2 separate regions of the Homo sapiens genome follow, and region 1 is linked to region 2. The links are chromatin loops, found by intact Hi-C in ENCODE. Cell type or tissue: GM12878. All regions are shown on one strand.

Region 1 (5,000 bases), 230 kb after region 2:
TAACACATAACACTGGCTGCCTTTTCTTTCTGGCTCAATTCTCCATCCTCCAACTGTTATTTATTGCACCTCCCAAAACCACTATTTTCACTTATATCTTTGTCTCAAGGTCTTCAGGGGGAATCCAAACTATCTTTTTATTCTGCAGTTTTCTAAAACAGCTTAAAGTTCTTGGATGGATCCTGGAATCAGATCACCCTGCAGGGTCTCAAATTCAGATCTCAAATTCTCCAGATATTAGAAGATTTGGAGCAAACTACTAAAAAATCTAAGACTTCATTTTCTATCCAGAGTTAGCATAACTCAAGGTTAAAGGCACAGTTCTCCAACTGTCAAATTTGTCTAAGACGCCAACTCAATGAGACTGTCCAACTGTGAGGTTTAAGAGAACTGTCCCCACAATATCACCTTCAGTTCAGACACTAACTGACAGTTTGGGAGTTTCCAGAGCCACCCTCACTTCAGACCAGCTGGCTACACATTTGGGGATTCCCACAACCACCCTCAGGTTTAACAGTTCACTAAAACAAGTCATAGAACTCAGGAAGTGCTGTATTTACAATTACAGTTTTATTATAGCAAAGGATACAAATTAGAACCATCTAAAGAAAAAAATGCGTAGGATGGAAACTGGGAGGATCCCAAAACTTGAATCTCTCTTTGCATCAGGCGTGCATTAAGCTCTACAAATAGATAGATGTGTGACAATATGACCAGAGTATTGGCAACCCAGAAAGCTCATCAGAGTCTCTAGGGGCTAGTGATTTTATTGGGGTTTCATTACATAGTCAGGATTAATGGAATCAGCATCCACACAGTTGAGCTTGATCTCTAGCACCCCAATCCTGGGAGGTGAGGCTGATATCACTTGGCCCCAAACTCCAAAACTAGACAAAACTACAATCATACGTTTTGTCTTTCTGGCATGGCTTGCTCCTTTCTGAGTCATCTCATTGGCATTAATTATCAGATGTGGTACGAGGGGATTACCATGAATAACAAAGACATTCCAATCACTCTCAAAATTCCAAGTGTTTAGAAGTTACTTCCAAGTAACTAAAAACGAAGACCAGACCTCTCTTTGAGCTGTTGTTATTATTATTATTACTATTATTATGTTTTCTTTTTCTGCACATCCTATTTCATTTACCGCTTTGACAACCGCATGTAAAGGCTTTCATAGTACAATTCTCAAAATAAAGTCTTGGTAGTACATATTTGCAAATGGAATACAGAGGCATTCTAGAGATCACTTTTAAGACTTGACAAAATTCAGTTCTATTTGTTTTTCATAAAGACAATTTTAATGTGAAAACAAAATATCAAATAGTAATTTGTGGTACTGAGTGAGTACGTTATGGGTAGAACATCATCTGAAACAAACATTTAGAAAAATATGGAGTGCCAGGTACAGTGGCGTATTCCTATAGTCCCAGCTACTCGAGAGGCTGAGGTATCAGGATTGCTTGAGCCCAGGAGTGCAAGGTTGCAGAGAGCTATGATTCTGCCACTTCACTACAGCCTCAGCAACAGAGTGAGACCCTGTCTCTGAAAAAAAAAAGGGAGAGAAGTATTTCAGAAAGTGATTGTTAGGTTCAAATACAGACAAAATGAAATTAAAATAAAGTTTTTTCTACTTTAATTTTTTTCAAGTTGTTGAGGAAAAAACCATTTTATTTATTTGCTCGTTTTCTTATACTGCATGAAGACATCTGGAAAATAAGTAATATGTCCAGTTATTATCGATCACAAGATATATTTAAACTGTCAGTCTGAGAAAAGTAACTATTAATTGTGTCAACTTGTCCTACATGCAACACCTGTGCTGTGAGAAAATACGTGGAGTAAAATAAATATATGAAGACTATTAAAATCACAGATGAAACTAGTCCAACAAATTCTCATTAACATCTAGACCAAAATGCTCTGTGAAACCAATTTGTATGCTGTCAGGATTGCATGCTTTGTATTCTCTTCATAACTTTAATTTGTTTGCTATCTTTTCTCTATAATCCCTGATATCAACATTAAAAAAAAATCATAATTATAAATTTAAACCTTGACTCTATGTGGCTATTGGTCACCTTTGGCCAAAGTACATAATAATTCATAGTGAATGAATTATAAAGGTTATTTTTATATTTCCATTTGTTGTGCATGTAATTGGTATATCTATTAATTTTCCCAGGGATTTTAAATAATGAATTTTTCATTGATGGGTCACATAATGGAAAATACCTTAAAATGCTTTATCTTATGACTGCACATTATCACGGAATACAACAAAGTCATTAATTTTCAACACCAATCAACACAGTAGCCAGAGTCTGGCTCGGGAATAATGTGGACACATGAATTTGCAAATTTCTCTCTTTTATGTTTTGATATATGTATGTTCATTTCACCGAAAATTTCCTATCTAAGTGTGAGTCCAACTTTGGTCCTTGGGTTGAAAAGCTTATAATGTGGAACTTAAAGAAGCCTATCTTGCTTTTTATAGTATTTTTATTATAATCAGTCCATTTGCTGTGGTTGCTTTTAACAACACTGTGTCTTTGGTGACCTGCAGTTTCACTATAATGTGTCTGGGTATATAAAATCGTTAGGATAGGCTAGATCAGAGGTTGCCAGCCTTGGCACCGATGACATCTTATGGGCTGAAAAAGTCTTGTTGTGGGGGCTGTCCTGTATCTTGTAGGATGTTTAGTAGCGCTCCTGGCCACTGTCCTCTAGATGTCAGTAGCACCACAACGTCTAGCTGTGCTAACCAAAAATGTCTCCAGACATTGACATGTTCCTTGAGAGGCAAAATCTCTGTCTATTGAGAACTGCTGTCTAGTTTAAAAGTGTTAACAACAAACCTCTCAAATATATATCAATAAATAGAGCAACAAATGTTAATGTCTCCTCTATGCCACACATCGATTACAAGTTACCCATGGCTTTGCACCATGTTCCATTAATGTGACATCTAGGCTGACAGAAGAGCCTTAATTTAGGGCATTTCCAGTAATTACGGCAAAAGAAAAAGAAAGAATGGCAAAACATGCTAGCTCCTAAGCCTCTAATCAGAAGAGACATGTGCTGCTTCTGCTTTTATTTCATTAACTAATGCAAGTTACGTTACCACACCCAATATCCACTGGGTGAACAGATATTTTCCTCTGCAGGAAGGAGTAGCAAGTATTTGGGAATAATAATATAGCCTTACACAATGTAGCTATGCTTTTAATTATTTGACTTCTTGAATTTGCAAATTATAATCTCTTATCAACTCTAGAATAGTCTCAGTATGTTTTCAAATATTTTCTCTTTTTATTGTTCTATTCCTCTGGAACTTCAATTAGCGATTTCTTAAACTTTCTAAATCTCTGTATCTTAAAATCTCTTTAATTTTTACATATGCTTATTTTTTAGTGCATTCTAAACAATATCATTAGATTTTCCTTTCAGGTCACTCACCTTCACTCTAACTTTATATAAGATCCTATTCTTTTATTTGTTACCCTTAAAATTTTAATGTGCATACTTGACTTCCTAAAGGTGTATGATAATATTTCTGTTTTACTCTTAAACAACAAAAGGGTTTTAGAATGCTTTGACCCACATATCTTTGTAATTTTTGCCTAGTATATTAGTTTCCCTATGTACTCAAAATTCCATATGTGTCTTTATCACTGTTAAATTATTATATTTTACACAAATATTTATGTAAATATATCTTCTTAAAAAAAAAAACTATAGGACAGGCACACTGGTTCACGCCTGTAATCCCAGCACTTTGGGAGGCCAAGACTGGAGGATCACGAGGTCAAGAGATTGAGACCATCCTGGCCAACATGGTGAAACCCCATCTCTACTAAAAATACAAAAATTAGCTCGGTGTCGTGGCATGCGCCTATAATCCCAGCTACATGGGAGGCTGAGGCAGGAGAATTGCTTGAACCCGGGAGGCAGAGGTTGCAGTGAGCTGAGATCAGGCCACTGCACTCCAGCCTGACAACAGAGCAAGACTTCAACTAAAAAAAAAAAAACCGTAGCTCTTTTCTGGGATGAGTTTTTTCTTAATAAATGTCATCATCTAATGGTTCTTTAAGATAAATTCTATGAGTGATAAGAATCCACCATTGTGTTAAATATCTTTATTTTAGCCTCATTATTAAATGATACTTTGTGTTGATAGCCATTTTCTCTCAGTATTGTCAAGGTTTTTTTTTCTACAATCAGTTTTTGCTAATGTAAAATTTGCTTCAGACAAATTATAATTCTTGTGAATCATTGCTTATAATTTATGGTTCATCAATGCTTCTTTTAATATTTTTACCTTCATCTTGGTTTTTCTGCAGTTTTTCTATTTATTGTTCAAGACTCATGTTTCTTCTATCTCTATCTGAGGAACTGTTTATTTATCAGTCTGGAAAAATCACGTATTATTCCTTTTAATTTAGTTTATCCTCTTTCCATTGTCTTTTCTTGTGGAACTTCTGCTAGATAAATATTACATCTCTTAGTCTATCTTTGATGCCTAAACCTCTTTATATTTTAAATTTCTTTTTTTTTCTGTACCTGACCAACTGGAAGGGGAAAGACAGATTTTTATACAGTATACGGACATTTTAAAAGATTTTATAAGCAGGTGTGAATAAATATAATACAACTGACCACTTAAATATATAGAAAAGTTTTCTGTATCATAGAAATTATAAAAAATTTTTCCAAGGCAAAGGACACAAAAACCGCACAGTCTTCTAGGTAACAAATATAAAAACAAAAATTTCCGTATGTTAAATACAAACCACTTTGAGATTGAAGCAGATAAATGCTCTTTTGCTTAAAAAAATACATTCTATGTGATTTTTCTTTTAGTTTACTAAGAAAAATTGGAATTAACATTGTAATTGTTAACCATATTATGCATTTTTATAAAAAGAGGAAATGCTCTAGGAATACTTCTAACTATGCAGTTTTCTACAAGCTTTGTGACCTCCTCCCATCCTCTA
Region 2 (5,000 bases):
TTGCCCCTAATCTTCCAACACATCGTCACTTTTGAAAGTAAGTTAAAGTAGAACTTCTATCACCTACAATGAGGAGAGTCCTAAACGACACATAAGGAATACTCAGCTAAAATCACTTTAGATACTGAAAAGATGCCAATATCCAGGGCAGCCTCAATTGCCTGCAATAAATGGAGTCTATGGTGGCAGCCCAAGCTAAGGCCTTCAGCACTGGGTACAGAGGCTGGTACTACAACACATTGATGCCCAGACAGATTCTCTCCTCACAGAATTTATATTTTTCAGGGGAAATTAATAATTAGACAAGCAGTTATAATCTATTAAGAAGAGTACGATGTTGTTGGAAATGCAGAATGATGTGGGAACATAATAAAGGGCAGCTGTATAGGGAGCAGGGTGAGGAAATGAAAGGCAATGAGCAGGAAGAGTATTCTGTAGAGAATGAAGACCATGTGCAATGGTTGGGGGTGAGAGAATAATTCATTTCATGACCCGAAATAGTTTATTATAGATGCAGTGCAATCAGAGGAAGGGGGTAGTATGGAGGAAGCCTGGACATATAAACAGTACACTCAATTCAGGAAGAATTCGATAATAGTTTGTAACAGCATGGCCTTTTTTAAAGCTTGATAAGGAGGTGTTCCTTTTTATCCAATAATTGAATGGTATTTTATTTTAGAAAAATCACTATATCCACTGTGGAGAGAAAGAATTGAAGGTGGTTGTGATTAAATGTAGTAAGACTAGTAAAGAGGTTATCACAGTAATCCACACAATAGAAGTTAAATTGAAAAAACTTGGAAATTGTTATTTTGAGGGAGTGACAAAGAAGGATGAGTAAAAAAATGATACTTTTATTCTGGCTTGGCCAATTGAATAGTGGCATTCACTGTGATGGGCAAATCAGAGAAGAAAATATAGAGAAAGATTAATGTTTCATATTTAAATGTTAATTTTGAGGTAGGCATTTAAGTGTAGATATCGTTTGGGAGAGAATAGCATCAGAGACTCTGGAGATACAGCCTTATGAAACTATTATGTTGGTGCAAAAGTAATGCAGTTTCTGCTATTACTTTTAACAAAAGCCGCAGTTATTTTTGCACCAAAAATACATTATATTTAATAGTTCTTATCATGAGAAAGACCAAACAGAGCTATCCATGAGTTTGCAAAAAGATGTGGCTAGGTCTATTGGGCCTGGACCTGTGCATATGAATTCCGACAAAATTAGGAAGAAATCTTGCAGAAGTTATCTAGTAAAATTTTCCATGTTTTTGCCTCCCTCCCAACTCTCCTAAATGAACTAGCAAACAAGGCTCCTAACTTGAGACTGAAGAATCAGTCTCAATTCTATCTAAATGTTAAAGAAAAAGCCCCAGAAACAGTTTAGCAACCTTCTTTATGAAAGCAATATTAGGGTAAAATTTGATCCAGAATTTAAGTTAACAGAAGCCACAGTATACACACAGAAATGAAGCCTATATGTGTCTATGAAAATATTCTACAGCAAACATAGTAAAAGAACGTAATATAAAAGAAAGAATCATTACTGAAAACAAAAGGAAATCTCATATAGCATCTGCTTTATAATCAATAAAATGTAATTATTGTGAAACAAAGAAGGAAAGGGAGATGACAAGAAAAATACAAGAGGGGATTAAACGTGAATTGAATTACAAGGAAGTAGACATTTAAATGGTTCTAAGTAAGATATTTGTGAAACTTTTTGAAAAAAAGAATGTGATGTTAAAATTTTGAAATATAATTGAAGTAATAAATAGCAGAATTATAAAAGCTGATAATCATATCACTGATGTGGGAAATAGTCTTGAAAGAACGTAGACTTTGATTCCTAGAGAACTAAATTTGACTTTAGTGTGACAGGATTTGATTAAGCACTGAGTATAGTCTTTTGAATACAGAAATCCCGTTGTACTTAAAGCTAGCGGACCTGTGAACAACTTTGTCAGGTTCACGTCCTATAATGGAGAAAAACAAAAACAAAAACAAAAAAAACCCACACACACAAAAACCATTTCTATGAGAGACTGATGAACTTTGTTTAAATTTTTTTAAAAAAGGGAACACGTTCTGTAAACAAGTCACTAAATACAGAATTTTTAAAAATTTTAAAACAAGAAAGAAAATCTTCCATTGTGCATGGGAATATCCAGAAGCAAATGATGGATCTGCAGGTAAGTGGTATTCCTGAATAGCAAATGGAAGGGTATCACCGTGGGAATACTTAGTAGAAGTAAGCTTTCATGGTCTGAATTGAGATGTGAATGTACAGTTTCCCATATAATTACATGGATAAGTAATCAAAATCTGAATATATTCTGAGAAAAGTCTAACATCTTAAAGAAAAATTTAACAATATTATAAGGATTGAGGAGCAAACAAAACAAAGTAAAACTGAGCCATGGTGAAGCTTTTGGTCTGTCAGTATTAAAGCAAAAACTCTGTAGGAAAGGCTTAAACCAACATGAAAAAGTTGTAAATATTTCCCTGTAGGTGATTTTAGTATAAAGAGAACAAAAAAGAGGAACTGAAACTGATAAATAATAAAGTGTGACAAAGGTGATTATAAATAGTGTTATTAGTATGCCATGAAATCTTAAGATGAATAGATGGCTTTAAACAACAATGGGCTCACAGTGTTGTTTTGTTTGTTTTTTAATTGCCATCTTCAGACTGTCAAAAATAAAAAGGATAGAACTTGTTATGTATTCAAAGAAACAGGCTAAATCACACATTACTTGAGGATGGGGAATAATTTAACGTAAGCTTTAGAAAGGCAGTTTTAATATGCCTCTTTGGTCTCAAAACTGTCTATATTCCCACTAACCCGTAGTTTCCATTTTCAAGGAAAAAATTAATTATTAAACTAAAAATCCAATATTTTGTTTTAAAAGATATTTGCATGTAAGTGAAGTACAAAATCTAGAAACCAACACATCAAAATATTTACAACTTTATTTCTAGATTGTAGAGTTATTGGCCATTTATTTTTCATATTTTCTTGTATTTTTGGAATCAGTTACAATAACCATATATTTACCTATAATTAGAAAAAATGATTAAAATCTTAAAAAAATTAATTTCTTAAAGACATGAAACTTAGTCTCCTTTCTCTTCATTTTCTTAAATGTCTTGCTGTATATTGTGCCCGAATATTTACTTACTTATATAACTATGTAAATGTAAATGTTCATAAAAATAAAACTGATACTGGTCTTGGTGCTATCAGAATTTATGTTTTATTTTCAAAATTAATGATTCTTAGAAAATGAATTTTTGAACAGAGTTCTCAACAATACTGAGCAAACCATATCAGAGCCTGACACAAAAGAAAAAATAAGTAACATTACTCCGTATTTACTTAAAAGTGGATATTTTGTTTATCATGAATCTTTTTCACTATTTTTGTGGGTTTTTTAAAAATACTGCATTAAAATATTATCTGGACGACTGAGTTTGGGGGTCCCTCTTTCATTTTACTCTTCAAGGCAAGTGCCTAACTCTCCTCACTCTAGTTCCTGTCCTGGATCTCAGTACCTTATCCTCATTACCACATTCCCACTACCATCCCTCTCACTGTCTCCAAAAACGAAAAGGGAAGGGATAGAGAAAAAGTGATATGTGCATTTTATATACTTAAATCCTGTCCACTAATATATGGTAAAAAAAAAATTTACAAATTCCTTGGAATGATCTGTTTGATTTTCTCTGTGGAGTTCAGTCAAAGTTTATCATCAGTATCATCCAAATTAATGACAAAATAGATGAAAGAAAGCTTATTACAAGTTTGACCACTGTTTTCAAAAGTATAAGATATGCTGCCACTAGGAGATGCTCAAAAAAATCCTACATTGTTCAATTTAATCTTGTTTGAACTACCCTCTTCACATTTACTGGGGGAATTTTTGTTCCTTTTGTTTGATTATTATTCATCTGAGTAGAAACAAAATTTTGCTTTCCAAATATTAAAAAGGGCAATATATATGTTCTAGATCACAGCACCCATCGCTTACTATGTACAAGTGCTATAAAAACTAGATTAGAAAGATCTGACTGCATCATTCACTCTGAATAAAACTGGATTTATCAAGAATTCATCAACATGTGAGGATTTATACTGTCTCATATAAAAAGGGAAAAGATTGGGCCCTTTTAATTACTGTGACCTATATCCGTAGATCTAGCTGTAGCCATCAGGTTGGTTGAAAACTAATCAACAATATATTCTTCTTCTGGGCACCAAGGTTTTGTATCCGCTAATAGTGTCATGTGTATCATTTCTCTCTGAGCATCTTGTTAAAACCCCTGCAATACAATTTGAACTGTGTGCTAGGTTCGACAGGTATAAAGCTATGGATCTACAGTTTGGGGGATATTTCATTGCTTATCAACTATTATTCTGGTGGTATAATAAAAGGTCTGTTTTGCTTAGCATATTTTTTTCTCTCAAAAAAAATTTTTTTTTTGTTCCTTTATATGCTGATACTGAAACAGGAAAGGTTCCCTTGTCCCCCTCACAGGGCATGTGATAGGGGTGTGGCTCGCTTCTTCAGTGTCCCCCTGCTCAAACCTCTAGGGAAGCATACAGACGGGCAGGCTGTGGGGCTCCAACCGTACAACAGTGTCTAGGGGTGAGTGTTTACAGCCCGAAGCCCCAGTGGGCATGTGTTACAGGGTGCTTTTAGTTTAGCCATCCATGGGCGGCTTGTGTTAATCAGCTCAATTTCTCAGACCCCCTTCCTTATCACAAGGACAGACGGCTTTCTGCATCCCAGGGTTTCTTGCCTTGGTGTACCGGAAGAATCCGATCACACATAGGCTTGGAGAATGAGCGCAAGGTTTTATTGAGTAGAAGTAGCTCTCCGCCGATGGGGCAGTCAGAAGGGAGATGGTTGTCCCCTGGAGTTGGGCCACTCGGGGGCATCCGGCTCTCTTCCGACTCTCTTCCGACTGCCCCCACCAAACTCCACCTCGTGCCA

The links. A loop is a pair of places that touch in the nucleus more often than their neighbours do. Peaks named below come from ENCODE experiments on the same cell type or tissue, not always from the same donor. Only the 100,000 strongest peaks of a DNase experiment are listed, where the experiment ranks them.
Region 1: it touches region 2 in a loop (3-fold over the local background); 1 of 110 quality-filtered maps calls a loop at or near these places.

The regions. Positions count from the first base shown.
Region 1 is chr4:155,970,014-155,975,013 of GRCh38, reverse strand. No RefSeq gene overlaps it. Among named protein-coding and RNA genes, the nearest start is that of CTSO, 19 kb to the right of the region's middle. In GM12878, a CTCF peak has its summit at 2,736 (motif pointing right); DNase peaks (open chromatin) are centred at 433, 913 and 2,763; H3K27ac peaks cover 1,219 bases.
Region 2 is chr4:156,198,816-156,203,815 of GRCh38, reverse strand. No RefSeq gene overlaps it. Among named protein-coding and RNA genes, the nearest start is that of CTSO, 250 kb to the right of the region's middle. In GM12878, no CTCF peak of the experiment used is centred here; a DNase peak (open chromatin) is centred at 2,575; H3K27ac peaks cover 621 bases.